3 separate regions of the Homo sapiens genome follow, and all the other regions are linked to region 1. Evidence: chromatin loops called from intact Hi-C (ENCODE). Cell type or tissue: HCT116. All regions are shown on one strand.

Region 1 (8,000 bases):
TCTACTGGGGTCTTTGTGTCAATCTGAGCTCTGATGTCCACCTAGAGATTGGGTATCCACCTAAGGCCTGGTGTTTACATGGGGCCTGTAACACGAGGTTCCAGATGAACTCAGATGTCCACCTGAGGCCTCATGTCCACCTGAGTTCTGAGTGTTCACATAGGGCCTGCCATCAACTTGGGACCTAAGTATTTACCTAGGGCCTGGGTGTCCACCTGGGGCCTGACTTCCAACTAGCTCTTGTGTCAACATGGGGCCTGATGTCCACTTTGGGCCTAGGTAACTTCCTGATGACTAATGCACACATGGCTCCTAAGGACCATCTGAGGCCTGGTATTAATTTAGAGACTGGTATCCACCTGGGGTCCAGGTATCCACTTAGGACCTGATGTTTACCTGGAGTGTAGGAATTCACGTGGGGCCTGGTGTCCACCTTGAGTGTGTGTATCCAACTGAGTGCTGGTGTCCACCTGGAGTCCAGTGTATACCCGGGGCCTGATGTACATATGGGGCCTGGGCATCCATCTAGGACCTGATGTTCAGATAAGGGCTGGCGTTCTCCTGGCCTGGTGTCCATGTGGAGCCTGGGCGTACACTTGAAGCCTGATATCCCAGGTGGATACCTGGGCCCCAGTGGTCATCAGATCCTAGGAAACTCTCAGGCCCCAGGTGCACATAAAGCTACAGTGGCCACCTAGGCCACAGGTTGATACACAGGGTCCAGGTGGACACTGGGTGCAAGATGAACACCAGGCCCCAGGTGTCTGCCTAGTCCTCAAGTGGACACCAGGCACTAGATTGACACACAGGTACCAGGTGGATATCAGGCCGCAGGTGAACACCAGGCCCCAGGTGGGGTGGGTTACTTATAGCATAGGTGGCCATCAGTTCCCAGGTCTATAGCCACTCCCCACCTGAAAATCAGGATCCAGGTGGATACCCATGTCCTAGGTGAACACCAGTTTCCAAATGGACATCAGGCTCCAAGTGAACACACAGGCCCCAGTTCAATACCAGCCTCAGGTAGACATCAGGACCCAGGTGGACCCCAGGCCCAATGTGCATGCCTAGTCTCTTGGAATACATCATTTTCAAGGTGGACACCCAGATTCCTCGTAGACATCTGATGCCAGGTGGATATCTGGCTGCAGGTGGACATCAGGCCCCAGGTGGAGGAGACCCAGTACACAGCTGTAAATCAGGCTCCAGTATTTCATCAGGCCCCAGTTAAACACTTGACTAAAGGTGCGCATCAAGACCCAGGTTGACCCCCAGGCTTCAGGTGCACACTAGGCCCAAAGTGTACACCCGTGCCCAGGTGGGCATCAGGCCCAAGGTGTACACCAGACCCCAAGTGGACATCAGGTTCCAGGTTGACACCAGTCTCTAGGTAGATCCTTAAGTCCCAATTGGTCATCAGGCCCAAGGTGGATGGATACCTTGACCCCAGGGGGTCACCAGGTCCCAGGCAGGCCTCAGGTGGACACCAAGCCCTAGGTTAACACAAAGTCTGAGATGGTTTCAGCCCCCATGTGGACTTTAGTCATAAGGAGCTTACCTAGGCCCTATGTGGACATCAGGTCCCAGGTTGACACAATGAACCATGTAGAAGTCAGGCTGTAAGTAGACACCCAGGCCCTAGGTAAATACTTTGGTCCCAAGCCAACATCAGGCCCTATGTGGACATCCAGACTCCAGGAAGATGTCAGGCCCCAGGTGAACACTGAACTCAGGGTGGTCATCAGGCCCTAGGTTGACACATAGGCCTCAGGTAGACAACAGGCATAGGTGAACTTCAGGCTCTAGATGAATGTTGGGCTCCAGGAAGAAGTCTGTGCCCCAATTAAACACTGGGTCTTAGGTAGACATCAGGCCTCAAATGGATGCCCAGGCCCCAGGTGGATATAAGGCCTCAGACAAACACCAGGCCCCAGGTAGACATTAGACACGAAATGGACACTCAGGCCACAAGTGAACATCTGTCCCCAGGGGGACATCCATCCCAAGGTGGACATCAGGCCAGAGATGTACACCCAGGCCCCAGGAGAACCCCAGGCCCCAGGAGGACACTCAAGTGCCAGAAGGACACCCAGTCCCTAGGTAACTACAAGGCCCCAGGTGGACATGATGTTCCAGATGGATATGAGGCCCCAAGTGGATACTAGGCCCAGGTGGACCCCAGGTCTCAGGGGCACACCAGGCCCCAGGGGAACACCAGGCCCTAGGTAAGCATGCAGTCCCAGGTGGACACCAGGTGCCAGGAGGACACCAGGACCCAGTTGGTCATCAAGCCACTGCTGAACACCAATTCCCCATGAACACCAGTCCTCAGGTGGGCACCTAGTCCTCTTGTGTGCATCAGGTGCCAGGCTGACATAGGCACCAGCTGAACTCTGGGCCTCAGGTGAACATCAGATCCCAGGTTGTCACCCAGGTCCCAGGTGAACACCAGGTTTTAGGTGGACACGAGGTCCTAGGTGGATGTCTATGCTCCTGGTGAACCTCAGGCCCTAGTGGACACTCAGGCCCTTTATAGACATCTGGCTCCATATGCACTCCCAGGGCCCAGGTAGACATGAGGCCCCAGAGGAACACCAGTCCTTAATCAACTAAGACTGAATTCCCCTAGGGCTGGAGACTGAGTATTCACCTTGGGCCTAGGAATCTACCTGGGGCCAGATGTCGATCTGGGGCCTGATGTCTACTCAGGTTCAGCTGTCCACCTAGGGTGTGGTGGACCTCTATTCTGTCCCCACCCTGCAACATTGGGCCAGCTCAGTCTCTGCCACCAGCTTCCCACATCGTCGTCCCTCAGAGCCCTAGGGTGGGTTCCCCCTACCTAGTGTCTCTGGCCCCTGCTCTCCACTCTCAGGCCTGACAAACATGCAACCCCTCACACATGTGTCTTCCTGAAGGCGTGGGTGTTGGGACCGCTGGCACAGAAGTCACAGCTTAGCTACATGTGTGTCCCAGACTTGCTTAATCAATGGAGCAGTGAACCCGCTGCTTCTGGGGTACAGTCTCCTCCATTTCATGGGTCAGGTAGACAGGCTGCGTCCTCTTCACCCCCAGGTGTGCGCACACACAGTCATCTCCACCTGCAATCCAGTGCCAGCTGAAGCTGCACGCTCTGCAACAGAGGCCTGTGCACGACCTCGCTGCGCACACAGCAGGGGCTGCCCTCGGTCCCTCCCTCTCCCCTAAAGTCCCTGCCTCCCAGCCCCACGACCCACAGGAGGAGCCAGTCCCCTAGCCCACGGAGCCACGGTGGGTGCGGCCTGGGGACTTGGCATGGCAAGCTGGCCCATAGGGTCGTCCCTAGCACCTACCAGAGCGCGTACGAGGGAGCCGAGGCTGCAGCGCCGGGTGGGCAGCGAGCTCCCTGGAGACCCATGCAGCGGGTCAGGTGCCAGCTGCCGCCAGGTCTGTGCGCGGGGCCGGGCCACCAGCGTGCGGCTTCCCGCTCTGGAGAGTTTATGGCCCCTGTCCTCGGACGGCTCCGCAGCCGCCAGGGAGGGACTGGAGGGACCGCGGCTGAGACAGGCTGCTGCACCAGGCGGCCCTGGACCGCCGCTTCCGCCCCTAAGCCGCCCTCCCAGCCCAGGTGACAGGTCGCCCTACCCAGGGAGCATCGCCCTCCTCCGCCGGGGGGCCCGAGCCCGGCGTGGGGGTTGCAGGCCGGCGCCACAGCCTGAGGACACCGCGACCTCTGCCCCCGGGAGCGCGCCGAATGCGGGGTGGGGCTGCTGTCGCAGGCCGTGGAGCCGCAGCCCCGCTGGAGGGCAGGGTCCGGCTGGGCGTCGGGGTCCTGGCAGAGACAGCGGTGAGAGCAGGAGCAGGTGCACTGGCAGCTGCAGACGCGCCGCCAGGCTCCCGGACACCGCGGGCGCGCCCCCTGGTGGCAGCCGGCTCCGGAGCCGCGGGAGGGCGGTGCCCAGTCCCCAGCCGGCGGCAGCGCGAAGCGCCTTCCCCGCTTGGGGGAGCGGGCGTGGACCTGCAGCTGGAGTGCCTTACTAGTGAAAAAGCTGGGGTTGGAGCTGCCACGGGGGGAGGTGTGGGGGCCTAGGGGGCTCTGCCTGGACCTTCTGGGTGTCCTCCTGCGACCTCAGGTTCCTCACCTGTCTCAGAGGACTGATGGGCTGCTGTGGCAGGGTTGTTTGGAGGATTAAGCCAGATAGTCCCAGTAAAGCCCCATTAGCGCCCCCTGGCCTCTGGATTATTATTTTTTATTATTTTTCTGGCTTTCTTAGGAAACTTTCCGGAATGTGTCCAGGTGTTGAAGCGGGAAGGCTGGACACCCTCCCGTGGCGTTGCCGTTCCTTCCAGACGCCCCCTCTTCTTAGGCTGTTTTCAAGGGCACGCCCGGCAACATGTGCTCTACCCAAGAGCGCTTCACAGATCTTCCTGTGGGTCTAAAACCAGAACGCTTTCTTCCCCGACCCCTGCTCCCATATCACCCCAACCTCAAGTCTTTTGGCACAGCCGGCTACAGACTCGAGTGTCAGTTTAATGCTTGTTCCCTAAGGTCTCCCCAGGGCTGTTAGGACGGCGTTAGGGTTAGGATTCGGGTTCGGGTGCGCCTCTCCGCGCCTGCGCCGGCGCTGGGGGGCCTTTGCGAGGGCGGAGCTGCGTTCTCCTCAGCACAGACTTTGGAGATACAGTGAAGGCGGAGCAATGTTCTTCTCAGCACAGACCTGGGCGGGTCGGGGGCACCGCGAGGGCGGAGCTGCGTTCTGCTCAGCACAGACTCCGGGGACACCGCGAAGGCAGAGCAGGGTTCTCCTCAGCACAGACCTTGGGGGGCACTGCCTCGCTTTGGGACAACTCGGGGCCGCATCGACGGTGAATAAAATCCTTCCTGTTTGCAGCCCTGAATAATCAGGGTCAGAGACCAGTTAGAAGGGTTCAGTGTGGAAAACGGGAAACCAAAAGCCCCTCTGAATCCTGCCCACCGAAGTTCTCCCCAGCCAAGGCGAGGCGGCCGCAGTGCGAGATACACACCGCAGCCTAGGAAGACAAATGCAGCATTCCTAATGCAGACATGACACCCCCATTGCTCATGTAACAAGCACCTGTAATGCTAATGCACTGCCTCAATACAAAAATATTAATATAAGATCCGCAATCCCCTCGCTGCCGTGCAGTCCTAAGACAGCGATCATAATAATCAGCATTGACATAGTCAATACAAACGTAGTAACGAACCTAGGGTTAAGGTTGGTGTTAGGGTTAGGGGTTAAGTTTAGGGTTAGGGGTTGGAGATAGGGGTTGGGGTCAGAGTTAGGGGTTAGGAGTCAACGTTTAGAGTTTGGGGTTAAGAGAGGTTAGGGGTTAGGGATTAGGGGTTAGGGTTGGGTTAGGGTGAGGGTTGGGGTTAGGGTTAGCAGTTAGGGTTAAGGGTTAGGGGTTAGGGTCAGGGGTTAGGGGTCAGGGTCAGTGGTTAGGGGTCGGGGTCAGGGTCAGGGGTCCCACTCTGTGGGTTGCCTATTTACTCTGCTGACTGTTCCCTTTGCAATGCAAAAGCTCGCTCTTTAGTTTAAATGAGTCCCAGCTATTTATCTTTGTTTTTATTGCATTTGCATTTGGGTTCTTGGTCATGAAATCCTTGCCTATGCCAATGTCTAGAAGGGTTTATGCAGTGTTATCTTCTAGAATTTTTATAGTTCAGGAATTAGGTTTAAGTTCTTAATCCATCTTGAGTAGATTTTTGTATAAGGTGAGAGATGAGAATCCAGTTTTATTCCCCTACATGTGGCTCGCCAATTATCCCAACATCGTGTGTTGAAAAGGGTGCCCTTTCCCCACTTTATGTTTTTGTTTACTTTGTCGAAGATCAGTTGGCTGTAAGTATTTGGGTTAATTTCTGGGTTCTCTCTTCTGTTCCATTGGTCTATGTGCCTAATTTTAAACCTGCGGACAGGAGGGTCCTATGGAAGTCTAGCCACCCCTCCCAGGTTGGTGCTCACAGCCCCTCCCTGGCCCACTCCCTCTACACCTGAACCTGCTGGTCTCTGGGAGAGGAGCATCCATCCATCTTGTGCGCATAGCTTTCTGCTCCATTTTCATGAGTTTGGTCTCCTTGGCAGAAATGACCATTAGGTGATCCTGAGCCTGTGCTGGCTGTTCTCTAAGTGCCAAAGTCAGTGAGAGGGACTTGAAAACTCAAGAATTATTAACATTATTTTCTGCATTTTATGCTTTCGGGGTTGTTTTTTCCTTAAAATGTGTAAAAACAAATATTGAGATTTCTATCTTTTATATAATTTGGATTCTGTCATCACATGGACTTTTCATTTTCCTGAAATTTATTTTTATGTATGTATATCAAACATTGAATTTCTCTTTTCTTCTTTACTGGAATTGTTAACTGTCTTAGAGGCCAAATCTTTTTTTAAAAAATCTCTCTAATCTCTGTAAACATTTCTAATTACATATATATTTTCTATACCTAATACACTACTTTGGAATTCCTTGTGGCCTAATTGCATCGGGGTGCTCTGGTTTTGTTGCTGTTATTTCTGAATTACATTGACTTTGGTGCTCTTTATTTTGCATATTTAAAACTATTAGATAGTGTGATTATATTTGACAGGTCTTAATTGATGCGCTGTTCAGCGCTGTGAGTTCGGTTGAGATTTGGGTTGGAGAATTTTCTTCCACAGGGGATTGTCTTGGATTTTTCTGTTTCTCCCTCAATATCCACCTGGAAAACATTTCAATTAATTTATATTCACTTAAATATTTCTGTGCAAAAACTGTGTACAAAAGCCCCAAAGTATAATTTGGGCAGTTGAGCAGATATTCTGTTGTCCAGCATTTATGGTGGTTTGTAGTGGAAAAGACTTTTTGAATATGTGAATTTTCAGGATATTACCAGAAGCCCAGAGAGCCACACTTTACCTTTGGAGGAATTAATTCTCAGAATATTGCACACAATCAATTGCCTTTGGAAGGAGCACATATCCCCAGCAAAAGCTCTGGTTTTTTGAAGTCTGTATTGTGTGTTATTTCCAGGAGAATACGCAATGATGAAAATGTTATTAAATGATTCAAATATGAAATGCTGTTATGCCAAACAATGAATCTTTGTGTTATACATTATGCCGAACTATAAATCTTTATGTTATACATTCTAATGTCATTGGAGAATACTCCTGTCTTCTTGGCATTATTGATAATTAGATTCTAATTGCTAATAAGTCAGAAAAATTAGGAACATCAAATTTCAGTCTTCTCAAAAGCACTCCTATTATTAAATTTGGATTTTTACCTTTATCACATCAAAGGAAATATTGTTAGAAAGGTGTTTAATGTTTTCCAGATGGATAGATTACTGTTATTAGTTCTTATTTCATTGTTAATTTTTAAAACCATAAAGTTGGAAGTATCAATATGCCTTTCAATATACCCTAGTGGAATTTATTAAATTTTCATGGATGTCCTTTAGGAGGTTCAGGAAGTTATTTCTATTGCTAGATTTCTGGAAGACTCATCAGGAATGAGTGTCAGACATTGTCAGATGTCCATTGAAATCCTCATGGTCTTTTCCTTTATTCTATTAATATGGTGTATTACACTGATTGATTTTTAAATTTGTATTTGTAGGGTAATTCCACTTGGTTAATTGTCTAACTTTTTTCTAATTTTCTTTAATTTTTATTAGTGGTGAGGCCTCACTCTGTCCCCCAGGTTGGGGTGGAGTGGCACAGTCACAGCTAACTATAACTTCAAACTCCTGGGCTCAAGTGTTCCTGCCACCTCAGCCTCCTAAGTAGCTGGGACTACAGGTGTGCACCGCCATGCCAGGCTTGTCTAACATTTTTATGTGTTGCTTCCTCCAGTTTGCTAGAGTTTTTGGAGATTTCTGCCTTCATTCATGAGGGATTTATTTTATTTTTATTTATTTATTTTCTTGTGATGCTTTTGTCTGATTTGTTATCTGGGTAATTCTGGCCTCAAAAATGAATTGATGTTTTCCTGCTTCTCTGCTTTGCAAGTGT
Region 2 (8,000 bases), 390 kb before region 1:
ACTGTTGCAGGGATGGATATATGCAGTCCTTGTCCCAAAGCAGCTTATGACTCCAAGAGCAAGGGATAGAATATGAACATGTGTCTTTGGGTTACTTCTAGGGGTAAGAATGAGTTCTGTGGGCAGATGCATACAGGAAGTGGGGAGAGGGAGAATGAGATACAAACTATCCAGGCAGGAGGCATTGCAGTAATCAAAGTGAACTATGAGAGAAGCCTGGGGTGTTGTAAAAAGAAAGAAACTTTGTCATAAGTGGAATGATCAGACAAGTCTTAGAAGGCTGTATTGCAGCCACAGTTCTGACTGGCTACCAATCAGAAGAAGAGGGAAATGAGAACTCTTCTTGGCTTGAGTACCTGAGTAAAGGATCTAACCATTCCCAGACAGGCGGCCCACAAGAGAGAAGCAGGTTAGAAGGAAATACCACGAGTTGTGTTTTGGTCATGTTAGGTAGAGGACATTTGAATGCAGAGTAAGTCAAACTCTTAGGGCAGGGGAGTCAAGAATGCTCCATTGCAGTGGTGTCAGCAAAATGGCAGGGAAGGCAGCTCTAAGCTCCCATCCTTCCATAGGAATGTTGAATAAACAACCAGACACTGTCAGAACCAACTTTGTGAGAACCGGGAAAATAATCAAAGGTGTACGGCAACTAAAAGAATGCTGGATCAACACAAAGGAAACTTAAAAATGATATGAAAGCTGTGTGGCATTTTTGCTTGTCCCACAAGTCCAGCTTGGTGATAGTCTTGAAGACGGCAGGCTGGATTCCCCAGGCTGGGACCCTTATCCCTGGTTCCAGAGAGGAGAGCAGATCTGATTCACAAATGATTATGCTTGTCTGTTTTAATCTTTCCAGAGGCTGTCTGAAGAAGGTATTCATCATCTCTGTTTTACCTGACCCAGAAACCATTCTGCTAGGAAAAACAGTGGGCATTGCTTGAAAACAGTGTTCTGTGGTTGAAAAACCCACAGTCACCTTGGGCTGGTGGGAATGTAAAATGGCGCCTCTTCTGGATCATCGTTTGGCAGTTTCTCAAAAGGTCAAACGTAGAATCACTATTTGATCCAACAATTCTACTCCTAGGTATATCCCCAAAAGAATTGAAAACAAGGATGCAAACATATGCGTGTACACTAATGTTTATAGAAAAAATATTCACAATAATCAAAAGGCAGAAACAACCCAAGTGTCCAATAACAGAAGAATGAATAAACAGTGTGATATAAACATAAATGGAATATCTAGCCATGAAAAGGAATTAAGTATTGATACATACTGCAACATGGATGAGTCTTGAAAACATTTTGCTAAATGAAACGTCAGACACAGAACACATATTGATGCTTTCACTTATATTAGGTACATAGAACAGGCAATTATAGAGATAAAAAGTAAATAAACAGCTTGGGGCTGAAGGAAGGGTGAAATTATAAGTTATTGCTTAATGAGTATAGAGTTTTAAGTTGATGAAATATTTTGGAGATAGTTTGTGGTGATGGTTGCAAACCACGTAAATGTCATTAATACCATTGATTTGTACACTTAAATTGCTGAAATTGCAAATTTTATACACACAACCCTGACATATTGCCAGGATTAAAAAAATAGTAACAAAAATAGTGAAATAAGGAAGAATGATTTCCTAGACAAGCACGAAAATCCCTTGTAAGCTAAGTCTACAAAGCCCTCTCCAAAATGATGCAAAATTAAGCTACTTTTACATTTTTAAAAGAAAATGCATGTAATCTTAACATCAAAACCCTTAACTAAAGTAAGCATTTCTGATCGGAGTGTAAATTAGTTCAACCATTGTGGAAGACAGTGTGGCAATTCCTCAGAGACCTAGAACCAGAAATATCATTTGACCCAGCAATCCCATTACTGGGTAGATACCCAAAGGAATATAAATCCTTCTATTATAAAGATACATGCAGGTGTATGTTCATGGCAGAACTATTCACAATAGCAAGACGTGGAATCAACCCAAATGCCCATCAGTGACAGATGAGATAAAGAAAATGTGGTACCTATACACCATGGACTACTATGCAGCCATTTGCAGGGACATGGATGGCATTGGAAGCCGTTACCCTTAGCAACTAATGCAGTAACAGAAAACCAAACACCGCATGTTCTCACTTATAAGTGGGAACTGAACGATGAGAACACATGGACATATGCGAGGGGAACAACACACACTGGGGCCTGTCAGGAGATTGGGCAAAGGAGAGCATCAGGAAGAATAGCTAATGGATGCTGGGCTCAATACCTAGGTGATGGGATGATCTGTGCAGCAAACCAACCCGACACACATTGACCTGTGTACCCTGCACATCCTGCACATTTGTACCCCTAAACTTAAAAGTTGAAGAAAACAGGCCGGGCGCGGTGGCTCACGCCTGTAATCCCAGCACTTTGGGAGCCCGAAGCAGGTGGATCACGAGGTCCAGAGATCGAGACCATCCTGGCTAACACGGTGAAACCCCGTCTCTACTAAAAAGAAAAATACAAAAAATTAGCCAGGCGTGGTGGTGTCGGGTGCCTGTAGTTCCAGCTACTCAGGAGGCTGAGGCAGGAGAATGGTGTGAACCCGGGAGGCGGAGCTTGCAGTGAGCCGAGATGGCACCACTACACTCCAGCCTGGGCGACAGAGCGAGACTCCGTCTGAAAAAAAAATTTTTTTTGAAGAAAAAAGTAAGCCTCTAATAAAGCTCTTAAAGAGATATTTTAAAATAAAGGAATTTTTTTAAACAAAATATAACAATAACAGCAAGCTCCCTAATCTCTTTCCTGGGCATCTCTGACCTGAGAGTCCTGCTGAACCCCCAGCTGCTCCCCCAGGCCACCCCACAGCCCCCTTAACACTCCAGCCTGTCCGTCATGTTCAGAAGGAGCTGCTCAATCAGTCCTGGTGTCTTTCTCAGCCCCTTCCAATTCTCTTTCTCACCTTTGGCCTAACCAGCAGTTCTGAATCCTGGAATGAGTTGGGTAGAAAGCTGTGCTTGCTCACAAGTTACTGTTTTTGACCCTGTCACAAATGTTTGTTCATTATGTAAATGTTCTGTGACTGCTTACTTGCTCAATCAGGCTGTCTATAGATAAAGAAAAAGGCCCATCTCCCTGTTCTGATTTGTGTGCAAAACTCCCAATATGGAAACTGGTAACTGCTTACTTAGAGATTAATATACAGCACTGTCATTTATTTTATTATGCAATCTTTATTTTTCTAGAACTTTGAGAAGATAACACATAAGTTCATATTAACATATAATCAAAAGACTTAATGTATATAAATGCACACAACATGCAACAAGATAATTCGGGGAGGAGCATGGAATGTGGAGAAGAAGACAATAGGAGAGATCAAATAAAGCCAGGAGTAGAGTTAAATACAAATGCATATACTGCCTATTTAAAATGGGTCGAAATTTTGACTCTAAACTTTCTTGCAGAAAACTCTGAAAAGCTGGCATATACATTTATATAATTTGCAAGCTGCAGGACAATGCAGGCTGTGTGCCTAACTCCCTGATGGTAAGATAATGCAGATGTCCCCAGTGATAGGAGGTAGTAAGCCAATTTTGTTTTTGTTTTCTCTCTAACGATGTATTCTGAATGACGTTTTCTGCAGTGGCATGCTCTTAAGCCCATAGCTAGAGTAATATGCACTTCCCAGCATGTTAGCTGTGACACCCTCCTTTCCATTCCACTCAGGAGAACGTACTGGATTACAGACGAGTGAGAATAATGTTGAATGATTAACTTTCTTAAGTAATTTCTTAACTCTAACATTAATAAAATTAAGACTTACAGCCGGGTGCAGTGGCTCACTCCTATAATCCCAGCACTTTGAAAGGCCAAGGCAGGCAGATCACCGGAGATCGGGAGTTCGAGACCAGCCTGACCAACATGGAGAAACCTTGTCTCTACTAAAAAAAAAAACAAAATTAGCCGGGCATGGTGGAGGCTGAGGCAGGAGAATCACTTGAACCCAGGAGGCGGAGGTTGCAGTGAGCCAAGATCGCACCATTGCACTCTAGCCTGGGCAACAAGAGCCAAACTCCATCTCAAAAAAAAAAAAAAGACCCACAAACTTTGATCCTTCAGCATTAGTAACAGATTACTCTAATATTTTCATATTCCAACATAATGTTTGAGAAACATAATGTTTGTGAACAGCGTTAAATTATACAAAATCTAGTTATGTACATGGGAGTTATCAGTAAGGATATTTCTCAGTTTTTTTCCAGAATGCATTAAAAAAAAAGTAAATCAATTATTGGCTTCCTTTAGATTGTGTAGAGAAATAAGTACAGTAAATATCTCACTTCCCACACTTCCTTAACCTTCCCTGCTCCTGCAGGCTGAATATTATTATCTGCTGCTTTACATGGCCTGATAGTATTTGGGTATTAACAATATGATTGTGCACTGCTATTGCCTCAAGAGTGGTCCGGCTCTTTGAATGCGTTGGAAAAAACAAACAAAAACTCTCTTGAACGTGATACTGTATTTCACCAGCAGAGGGCAAGCTACACTCAGTTGTGCCTATATGTGACGAATTCTGTACAAAGATTTCGTACACAAGCCATAAAGGCCATTTCTTTCTAATTGAAGTAAGTAGCCAGAAATCTAATAATATCTAAAGAGATCGATCCGATTAAGCTTTAATTTGAGTTCATCTTGGTCTCAAGGGGATTGAATTTAGTGGGTGGAACACAGCAACAAAGAGGCAGACATGCAAGGACTGGGGTTGGCAGTACCTGGAAATATCTTCTTCCCCCTGGGGAAGAAAGATTTTAAAAGGCTGGAAAGTCACCTGGGCCTCAGCTTAGTGGGCTGGTCTTGAAATTTAGCTGGACTTTAGGCAGTAAAATCATGTCCTGGACCATTGTGGCTGAGGCAAGTAAAGACTGAAAAATCAGTGGAAAAACTTGGAGCTTGGGGCTGAGAACTGTCAAGAGATGAGATACCCATTTGGTGGGATGTGGGTCTGAATTCAGGGACAGGCTCAATAAGTAGGCAATGGGACCCCTGTGCAGGAAGCGCCTCTATCCCAACAGCCAAACAGATTAGGAGGATTTTGCTGGGATGAGGTCAATGTCTGCATGAATTCCCCCAGACAGAACAGTCTCTAGTACTGGCTCAGTCATGCACCTTGACCCTAAAGCCAGAGTCTGATGGCCCCACTCAGTCCCTCCAGCCCTGTTCCATGACAGGACACACAAAGCATTCTTGATTCAAGCCTAATGCTCTCCAGCACCTTCCTGGCATGCCCTGTGGAAAATGGACAGATTTTATAAAATATGCTGTCCTCTATTTGCAGCCCTCTAGCTGGACTGTCGTGGCCCCCTTTCTGCACACTGAAGGGGATCTCTGACACTGACACCTGTCGGTACTATGTCTCAACCTGCTGACCCATTGGAAGCTACTTTGGATGACCGCCAAAGTGGGACATTTTATGCTTTCCAAAAAGGGAGAAAATTGACTCAGGAATTGTCCACATGATTTTCAGCTCCTGAAATAATTCAATGACATAATAAATATTTTAAATGATTAGAGTTATTATGAAAATGTTAATGAACTTTAAAAATCCATCAGTTTGAATTAACAATGTTATTTTAGATTTCTTTTGGCACCATGATGAAATTTTATTTATAATACCATTTTTTTGGCTTAAGGTCTTTACATCTTGTTATATTATTCAAGTTCTCATAATTTTATGAAATTTAGAAATAGTTCTCCGATTATGAATCCTCTCTGTTAGCTAAATTTAATTGTTAGTATAGTATATTCTTTTCCCTTTTCTTTTCTTTCTTTCTTTTCTTTCTTTTTTTTTTTTTTTTTTTTTGAGATGGAGTTTTGCTCTTGTTGCCCAGGCTGGAGTGCAATGGCGCGATCTCGGCTCACTGCAACTTCCGCCTCCCAGGTCTGAGTGATTCTCCTGCTTCAGCCTCCTGAGTAGCTGGGATTACAGGTGTGTGCCACAACGCCTGGCTAATTTTTTGTATTTTTAATAAAGACAGGGTTTCTCCATGTTGGCCAGGCTGGTCTTGAACTCCTCACCTCAGGTGATCCACCTTCCTCGGCCTCCCAAAGTGCTGAGATTACAAGAGTGAGCCATTGTGCCTGGCTTCTTTTCCCTTTTCATACTACATCATTAAAGTGAGCCATACTGGCCACTATAAAGTAGTTCTCATTGAGATACTGCAGGTGCATGTTTTGGTTATAAAATTGTTCTCATATAAATATCACAACTAATATATTAGACCTATGCTGTAAAGGCAAAATTATACACTATGGCTTTGTTCTTGCCATTAATTACCTTTTTGAAAATATTTTATTACATTCTAGTGGAAAAAGATTTCTCTCAGGTAGCAGAGCAAATAAATACTGTAAGATCTATAGTGTGATCAACGTATTCTGTCTTCAATAAATTTGAAATAAAAAAGACATGAAAAGGCATGAAGACAAAAGTCCAAGGTTTAGGGATTAAATTGTGTGTGGCTGCCAATTACAGAAATTAACGGAGACATTTTGTTGCTTGACACTACTTTATAGATTGTGCTAGAAAACGTAGTGGTCAAATTTTAATGTTTTTATGATTGTCATACTGTGATGACTGTGAGAATGAGAATCACAACCTCCAACTACAGGACAGGAGCCATAATTGACAAGGGTTCTGTTATATCCCTGCACTCTGAAATTCATTGCCACCTTTGCAGCAAGACCACTCTACCTATGGGTTGCTCCCAGTCAGTGACTGAGCACACCAAGATACTTAGAGCTGCCCCTGGTAGATGAGGGATTCCTTTGACAGATGACTGGCTCAAGACTCCCAAACAGCCTTGCCAAACCTTCTTTGACATTGCGGCAATCCGGAATGCTTCCACCCAGCATTCCTTCTCTCTTCCCTGTCTCCTTCACTCATGGTGGACATCCATTGTGCTCTGATAGCTCTCCCAGCCCTACCCAGATCCGCCCCCCATTCTCTCTCATGGGCATTTTGCACATTTAATTCTGTTTTGGCATTTGCTTCTCCGAGGACCCAGGTGAAAACACATATGATCAAGGGTATAGTTTTCAAGTTAGCATGTCTAAATGACTTTAAACCAAACTACATTCTATATGTATCTCTGATAATATTTTTGTAGTATCTGATAATTATAAAAGCAACACATGTTCATTAGACAAAATACAGAAAACATGTAAGCCTTGCACTTTTTTATGCCAATGTTTTTTATGATCTTGAGTATTCAATAATGGCGGAAATTTATTTGTGTCACAGAAACCTGTCTTACCCTGGCATGTCTTGGGAACCACATTTAAAAGTCGGTTTTCATAAATTATTGGTAAAATAAACTCATACATCTACACTATGCAACTGTGCAATATAAACATACTGTTACGTTTCTTTATATGGAGAAATTTTCATGCTGCCTTACTAAGTTTAAACACTAAAACAGAAAGAAAGCCTGGGAGGATTCACACCAAAATGCTAACTTTGACATTTTGAGTAGCTACTTTGGGATTTGCGGTCTTTTTGTTTTATTTGCTTGCTTATCTCTGTTGTTTGAATAATAAAGGCGGATATTTCATTGCTATCCTAGGCTTAAGCATCTTCTTTAGGGTAGTTTAAAGTAGATACTCTTATCTTGGGTGCTTCATTCATCTGGAGAACATGGCATGCTTCCTTATCAGTTAAGTCACAAATTTGACAATTAACTGATATTGTTGGTTGACATGTCTTTGATTATGATGTAATACATATTTCAGGGAAAAATGCTTTTCAAAAGTATTTTCCATTAGGAAATATCATTAGTATTAGCGTATATCAGACTATAACAAGAAACAGAAATTTCATTATCCCATTGCTCTTTTTATGATGCTAAATAAGTAGTCCCCCTAGCAGCCCAGATTTATGTTACCAAAAAATCAGTACACTTTGGTTTGTCAAATTAAAATTCAGAAGACTCGAGGGCCCAGATCTGTCTCTAAC
Region 3 (8,000 bases), 650 kb before region 1:
AACAAGGCCAGACTTTGCCCATTTTAGGCTATCCAGGACTTAAGGTAGCCATCTGGATCATAAGAAGGTCCTGCAGTTGAGACAAAATGACCCAAGTGTATTTTCCACAAGTTTTGATCCTGTGTAATATTTCTTTTTCCTTCCCTAGTGTATGTAGATACAAGGCATGGAATGCAGTTCCACTTTCTCCCCAGAGTTGATCTTTTTGTGATTGCTTTCCCGTCTCTAGTAGTATTCTGTTGTGTCTAGAGAACTGATTTTTTCCTACATACGCAAATTGTACATTTGTAAGTGAAAATGTCAATACATTAAAGCATTAACCTTAAAGCATGTTTCATTGTGACTTCTGTTGTCTTTAAAAAATTACTTTGTAGTAACATACTCTCAGCTTTTTCTGCTGTCCTGGATCATAAGAATGCCATTTATTGAGGACCTACCAAATGCTAGTATATTGTCACATTAGAGACAACTCACTGAATTCTTAGTGACTCTGTAAGGGAGGTATTATCCAAGTTCCACTGGAGGGACCGAGGCTCAGAAGTTAAATAATTTACTCAGGAGCGTGCAGGTAGTAGGTCTCCACATCTGATGTTAAAACGCCTTGTTGTTCCCTGTGCCGTGTGCATATGAGAATTTGATTTCCACAAACAGCAGTGGCCCGTGCAGTCACACTCTTGGGATGGCTGTGAGAAAACGGACACTATTTTTCCCAACCAGATCCCTCTGGCAGTGTGTGTCCAATAACTTCTCCAGCATCTTTGGATATATGACTTTTTTGTTTTATTTATTTATTTATTTATTTATTTATTTATTTAGAGACGGAGTCTCACTCTGTTGCCCATGCTGGAGTGCAGTGGCGTCATCTCGGCTCATTGCAAGCTCTGCCTCCTGGGTTCACGCCATTCTTCTGCCTCAGCCTCCCAAGTAGCTGGGATTACAGGTGCCCGCCACCACACCTGGCTAATTTTTTGTATTTTTAGTAGAGATGGGGTTTCACCATGTTAGCCAGGCTGGTCTCAATCTCCCGACCTCATGATCCGCCCGCCTTGGCCTCCCAAAGTATTGGGATTACAGGAGTGAGCCACCACGCTCGACCGAAAAGCTCTATTTCTTGTTCAAGTCGCAGTCCATTGTGGGTTCATAAGGGATGAGAGGCTTCTGCTCCAGGCTGTCATTCAGGGACCAAAACTGCTTTTATCTCTTTGCCTTGGAATCTGCTGTGGGAACTTATACAACCTGCTGGAAGAAAAGACAGTGAAGACACACCCATCCTCAGCTCTGGAGTGGCGCTCCCCTTCCAGTGGTGAGGGCTAATCATGTGGCCTGGGCTCAGTGCTTGAGGTCTGGGAAGTATCGTCTGAACCCAGGAAGAAATGGCCCTCGCCTCAGCTGCTGATAACAGGCCGTAGTTAATGACAGATCATGATCATCAAGTATCGCCAATTCTCGGTGGAAGTTGGGTTTGTATTTACTTTGTACAGTTTTTACTGATTAATAAAGCCAGTGGTTGCAAATTACAAGCAAATTGTTAGTTCACACAACACAAATGTCATTTGGTCACTGATATTTTCGTTGCTGTTAAATCGTTTCTTTCCCCACTTACCAACTGTTGTGGATGGGCCTAGAGAAGATATTCACCCTTTCCAGCAAGGAATATAGTTCCTCCATCCATTTGTCCTTTATTACATTACAGTCATGCTGAGGATGACTGCGTTATTGCCCCTGGTTGTCCTGCTCCCCCTTCCCTGTGAGCGGCCTATAAGTTCCTGCCTGGTGCTGAGAGCCTGCCCATGCCATCTTGCCCACCGGAGGAACAGAGTCCAAGCCTAGCGGGTGGTGTGCCATGCCTGGGGGAAGGGGGTGTGAGTGTGTCATGTTTGAGCAGGTGCTGTAGGAAGCAGAGGGGGCTTCTCCAGCCTTCTCATCCTTTTCACCACTGCAGGAGCTGTCCCTCCTCTGTGGTCCCAGATAAGACTCATGGGGCAGAGCCTTCACAGCTGCCCCTCAGGGGCTCCATGTCACGGAAGGCAGGGGGAGCATTGTTTGCCGTACAGTAAAGCTGACCAGGATGAGCTGCCGCTGGGTGCTGTGCCAGGTGAGGGGGCACAGCAGTCAGCGAGACCATACTTGGGGAGGGGGACAGTGCTCCCACTGCCCAGGCCTCACCAGAGCAAGGGGTCCAGATAACACCACACCACGTGGGGTCCCAGGGTCGGGGCTTGCCCTTCTGAGCCTTTTCATGTCTGTGAATGGCTGGAGGGAAGGGGGTGATACCAAGCCCACAGGGCTGGTAGAGGACTAAGTGACCTGAGTGTGCAGGAAGGCCGAGCACGGTGCTGGGCACACTGAGTCCTCTGCAGATTTGACCCTCTGTTCCTCTTTTCCTGAGCTTCTCTTCTGTTATTTGTAAAACTGGGTGACAGTTCGTGTCTCCATTGCCCTCAAAGGTGAGACCACTCACTTCTTGTTCTCATGGCCAAGGAAGGCCCTGCCACGCCTGAGCTTTGCAGGTGGGAAGGGCTTCCTCTGCCCCTCCAGGGAATGTAAACATGGAGTCTTGGCATTTCTGTGTTCCCCGGACCTTTTATTAGTCTTTGCATAATCCCCCACTTTTACTCTTCTTGCAGAACTTTCTCCCTTCAACCACTAACCTAAGCTGGTGGAGGTGGGGGTAATGAGGCATGGTGGCAGTGATGCCTGGCCTGAGCCATCACCGGGCATTTACCAGCTGCATGCTCTGGGGGGCGGCTCGCCGCTGCGTTTCCCCTTTTGTTTACGACAGGTACAGTAGGAGCACCCTGAAGGACTGTGATGTGCATTCACTGAGTCAGCACAGATGGGAGGCATGGAGAGTGGTGCTGGGAACCTTTGTAACTACTGACAATAAATGTTTCTTATGATGCAGGCTTACAGATGAGGGACAGATGTGGTGTACCCTGAGGCACCTGGGTAGGCCTGAGGTCCTGCCTGGCTTGGTGGCTGGCTCTGGGACCTGTGGGACCCCAGCAGGCAGGGAGGAGGCAGTGTGGGCTGGGCTGGGGCAGAGGCTACTCTGCCACCTTGCTCTCATTTTACCTGGTATTGGGGGCACAAGTTGGCCACCTTGCCAAGGTCTTGGGAATCCTGAGGTCCAAACTCCAGTGGACAGGAGCAGGTTAGAAATGCATATTCCTGGTCGGGCGCAGTGGCTCACAGCTGTAATCCCAGCATTTTAGAAGGCCGAGGTGGGCGGATCACAAGGTCAGGAGACAGAGACCATCCTGGCTAACACAGTGAAACCCCGTCTCTACTAAAACTACAAAAAATTAGCCGGGCACGGTGGTGGGCGCCTGTAGTCCCAGCTACTCAACGAGGCTGAGGCAGGAGAATGGCGTGAACCTGGGAGGCGGAGTTTGCAGTGAGCTGAGATTGCGACACTACAGCCTGGGCGATAGAGCAAGACTCCATCTAAAAAAAAAAAAAAAAAAAAAAAAAAAGAAATGCATATTCCTGGGACTTAAAGCCACAACGTCCTGAGGGGGTCTCGGGTGGCCCGAGTCTGCATTTCCACCTGCCCTCAGGTGATTCTGTGCAGCCTTGACTCCCCTGGTCTTGGCCTCCAAGGCCTGCCCTTTCTGAGGCCTCTGCCTTCCTCTCTCCTCTCCCTCCCTGCTCAACTCACTGATGTCCACTGAGCTGCTGGACAGGCGTCCCCTCCTCTAGGAGGCCTCCTGGCCTTCCCTCCAGCTCAGCACGATGCTGAGGAGCGACACTGGACAGTACGGCCTCCTCCCCTCCTGTGGTGCTGCTGAGTCCAGGGACAGTCACTGGCCAGTGGGAGGCAGGAAGGGGCCCAGCACTGGCTTTGCATGGCTCTCTGGGCGTGCCCCTGCCTGGGAAGTGGGAATCAGGTGAGAGGCACCTCCTCCTGGGCCCCAGGAGAGCTGGCAGCTCCATCAGACCCTCCACTGCTATGTCATCAGAATGACATTTCTCAAACAGGGTCACCTCCAAAGGGCAGTGAGCTAGGTGCTCCTAGGTAGCACCCCAGGCAGGCCCTGCCCAGTTCTTTCACTAACCTGTCAGAGGCCAGGTGAGCAGCTTGTGTGTTCCTGGTTCAGTCCCCTGGCAGGCGTGCTAGGCAGGGCCCATTCTCAGGAGCCGTCTTGCCTACCTGGTGCAGACACACCCAGGCTATGACCTGCTCAACAGATGTGCAGCAGGGACCCCTAGGGAGGACTCTGGGGCTGCACTGAATTCAAATCTTTATCACTTCTGTGGGCATGGATGTGGATAGCGTGGGAACGTGGCCTCTCTAGCCTCAGTGGCCTCCTTTATAAGGAAGGTATAGTAATAACAGTACCACCCAGTAGGCACCCAGTAGGAGCAGAGACATCCCTCCATTCCTTTCCCAGACCCATGGCTTGGTCCCAGACCAGCAGCACAGCAGCCTCTGGGAGCCTCTTAGAAATGCTGATTTTCCAGCAGTTCTGGATCTCCCAAGTCAGTGACAGCCCTCAGGGTGATGCCATTACAGGTTCAAATTTGAGGACCACTGGTCTAGAATGGACTCCCTCTCTCCCACTCCCCCTTTCTCTCTCCCCCTTCCTGCGCTCACTCCTGCTCAACGGCACTTCCTCTGTGCAGCTGCTAGTTCTGAGGGCTGCCACCAGGTGTCAGGGCAGCCTCAGGAATGTTCCGGCTGCCACACCTCCCTCGCCAGCCTGGCCCCTGCTACATCTCAGGAGAGGTCCTGAGAGGGTAAAGGGCTTCTGAGCTTCTCACAGGATGAATGCTTCCCTGTGCTTTTCTGACTGCTCAGGGTGAGTCATCTGGGCCCGAAGGTGGCAGATATGTCAGCGTCCTGTGTGGTGGGGACAGGGACAGCCCCACAGCACCTAGTGGGATGTTGTGAGATTTGCGGGGCACGCCCAACTCCTCCTCTACTACTGCCGAGTCCTCACTGTCTTATTCTGCCCTAGGAGGCTTCTCCAACCACCCTGCTCTGTCCCCATTGTGACTCCTGGCCACGGCCTCTGACCCTCCACCCAGTCCCGTCGTCACGGTGGGGCCTCCGAAGGCCTGTCCTGCTGTGCCAATGCTGAGGCCGACTTTGGGCTATTGGTCCAGGCCCTGCCCGGCCCTGTAACTACACGTCCCTAACCGCCACCACAGGCTTGGTGGACCAAAAGCCTCCTACTGAACACAGCCCAGCAGGCTTTGCCCACAGTCCCCTCCCAGCTTGCCCACTCCAGCTCCCCTGAGTTCAAGGCCAGCCCACACCCCCGGACGCACTGGACACCCTCCCGGGCGCCGGTGGAGGAGGCTGAGTAGGGCAGGCAAGGTCTCTGCCTGCAGCCACACCAACCCAGCCGCTATCCTCCCAGCGGGGCTGGGCAGAGCATCGGGAGGACTGCCCGGGTCGCGGAAGGGCGTGCGCTGGATTCCAGGCGAGGAGCTGCTGTGCGAGGCCCGCAGGCGGGCTCAGGCGGGAGTGGCTATGGGCCGTGGGCTGCGAGGGCAGAGAACTTTGGAAAGCGATTTGGGGATGGCAGCTGTGTGGCCACACCGCGGGAGCCCTTGAGATGGCTGGCTGCAGGGCGGCTATCGGGTGGGGGGAAGTGATTTCTGGCAGAGCTCCTGGGCCTTGTGCGGGGGTGCTCGTAGGTGATGCTGTGGGGCAGAGACTTAGGAGTGTGGTTGTGAAGGGCGAGATTTCTGCTGAACATCCGAGTGGGAATGTCCGGAGGTCAGTTCAGAGGCCTGGGCACAGTAGCAACAGAGGGCGCGGGGGCAAGGCGGGTTGGGCACGTGGAGGGCATCGGTGTCCCTGCCACGTTTCAGTGGAAAGCCGAGTGAACTGGAGTTGGGGATGGGGGAGGCCGTGAGTCCAGTTCCCTGCACCTTCTGGAGCCTCCCTCCCCAGACCCCTCCTGACAGGGGCTGGGCCTCTCCCAGGGGGCCTCGCGCAGCTCCGGCCCTGAGCATAGGCGCGGTGGAGGCTGAGGGTCCAGCCCCTCGAGGTCCGCGCCCGCTACTTCCGCTCTCTGCGGGGCTGTCCTTCCCTCATCGGTGTCCGCTGCGGCCCTGCGGCCGGCCCGGCAGCACGAGGGAGCCAGGGGGCACGGTCCTGCCCTCAGGAGGCTCCACGTGGACACTGCGCAGCTGGCCTTGAGGCACGCGCGTGCGTGTTCATGTGTGCGTGCGTGCATGTGCGTGCTTGTTCATGTGTGCGTGCGTGTGCGCGTGCGCGCGCTCTTTGCCCCCACACCGTCACTCCTGCACCCTGCATCTAATGTCCAGAGAGGTGATTATCATCTCCACTCCCAATTCACACCTGGCCCTGAGTCAGCTACATGAGTGGTCCAGGCCTGGCTGTCCTGGGTCTTGTGTGCCACGTGGCACAACACCGGGTCTGTAAGAGAAGCCGTGCCACCAGCCTTGGGAGGCAGCGCCTGCTGGGTGGGGTCTCCAGAGGAGAGCTCCAGAGAGAGAAAGGCCGAGCTGCCTCCACCTCCCCCAAAATCCTCCCTGAACCTCAGCAATCACGTCTGTAAATGGGACAATGACAGCGTCAGCCTTAGAGAGTTGCTGGAGTGAGGAACGAACACACACGGGACCACTTAGAAGACTGTTGGGCGCAGAGCTCTCAGGGCTGCTCTGAGGACCACGTTTACAGATGAGGACTCAGAGCGGGAGATGCCAGTACAGCAGGGGCTCTCAGCCACCCTCTCCCAGAGGCAGGTCCCAACGGACCTTGGTGCCAGCTTGGACGCTACGCTCAGCAGTTGTGGAGTTGATTAATAACATTCTGTCCCACATTCGCGGATTGGAAAGTAATGCCTGATTAAGACCCTAAGCATGTCACTTGTGGCAAACACTCAGGCTATCTTCGAGGGGGCAGCATTGACTTCAGGGCTGAAGTCTTGGCTGGTTTTCCTGGGACACACCTTGAAGGCAGCAGAAGCCCTGCTACCATGAAACAGGAAAGGCCAAGGAGTTTGTGCTGGTCCTCAGGCCCTCAGCCCCTAGGAGGCTGGAGGTGGAGACTGGCCCTTAGGCGGTGGCACCATGCCTGAGCATGAGGGGACACCTGGGGCACCCTGTGAGGTGGGGGCAGAAGGGTGGAAGGCTGCGGGGAGGTGGGGGTGGACCGGCTGCAGACAGAAGAGCTACACTTTCAGTTTCTGTTTCCTCCAAATTACTGATCAAACCCCCTGGGGTGCTGTGGCCGCACCATGCTCCAAGCCCTGTCCTGGAGGGTTTCCTTCAGTGGGCCTGGGCCATGGGTTTCAGCAGAATGTGAGGATGAGCTGAGCTAGGAGTGGGTGTGGGCACCAGGCTGGCCTTGTTCTGCCATGTGCACCGGCCGTTCTCTCTCAGCAGCCCCAGGCCACACAGCAGGGACGGCAGGAGCGGGGTTTTCTGAGGCCGGTGTAACTCCAGAGCCTGCCCTCCTCACCTCATGCAGCCGGTGGACATGAGGCCAGCCCTCTGCTGGCCAGGCCCGGGCCTGCTGGATGGGCACAGCACCCCTGGGGAGGTTGGGGGTGGGGACATTCATTCACTTTAGCCATGGAAGGGAGACCTGCCTTAGCGGTCCTTGTGTTGTGTGGAGGCTGTGACCAAAAGTAAAGTGAGGGCCTCTTTGTGCAGGGTCTTAGGGCATTCTGCATTCATTCATTCCCTTAGTCCCTCATCAAACATGCCCTGAGCAACTAACTGCTCCACACCTGGTCCTGGGCTGGGCATGGCCAGGCTCTAGGAGCTTGTCTGGTAGCTGTGCATGAGTCAGAAAATGGAGCCCCTTCCTCTAGTGAATCTCCTTGTGCCGGGTGATGGGCTGGAAGCAGAGTGCACCTGGACTGACCCCATCCCCGCTGGACCTCTGCCAGGCATTTTTGCTCCCTAAACAACGCCACAGCCACATGAGGCACCGCGGGCAGTCGGGCCTCCTATAGCCAGGCCCTTGGCTGTGGCCTGTCATCTAGGGGCTGTCCCATCCCCTAGTAGGATCCACA

Evidence for each region. A loop is a pair of places that touch in the nucleus more often than their neighbours do. Peaks named below come from ENCODE experiments on the same cell type or tissue, not always from the same donor. Only the 100,000 strongest peaks of a DNase experiment are listed, where the experiment ranks them.
Region 2: a loop joins it to region 1, with 10 times the contacts of the local background. A loop is called at or near these places in 21 of 110 quality-filtered maps.
Region 3: a loop joins it to region 1, with 8 times the contacts of the local background. A loop is called at or near these places in 19 of 110 quality-filtered maps.

The regions. Positions count from the first base shown.
Region 1 is chr2:131,798,053-131,806,052 of GRCh38, forward strand. It overlaps the pseudogene CDRT15P3. Among named protein-coding and RNA genes, the nearest start is that of LINC03124, 120 kb to the left of the region's middle. In HCT116, CTCF peaks have their summits at 3,977 and 4,220; DNase peaks (open chromatin) are centred at 3,969, 4,300 and 4,669; H3K4me3 peaks cover 960 bases; H3K27ac peaks cover 387 bases.
Region 2 is chr2:131,408,817-131,416,816 of GRCh38, forward strand. No RefSeq gene overlaps it. Among named protein-coding and RNA genes, the nearest start is that of LINC01120, 9.9 kb to the left of the region's middle. RefSeq lists a silencer at 5,065-5,311. In HCT116, a CTCF peak has its summit at 4,533 (motif pointing right); DNase peaks (open chromatin) are centred at 4,505 and 4,753; H3K27me3 peaks cover 1,814 bases.
Region 3 is chr2:131,149,516-131,157,515 of GRCh38, forward strand. PLEKHB2 (pleckstrin homology domain containing B2) reads left to right here. Exons shown (of 8, transcript NM_001100623.2): 8 at 1-330. Among named protein-coding and RNA genes, the nearest start is that of PLEKHB2, 48 kb to the left of the region's middle. RefSeq lists enhancers at 4,839-5,108, 7,082-7,251. In HCT116, CTCF peaks have their summits at 4,653 (motif pointing right) and 7,516 (motif pointing left); a DNase peak (open chromatin) is centred at 4,676.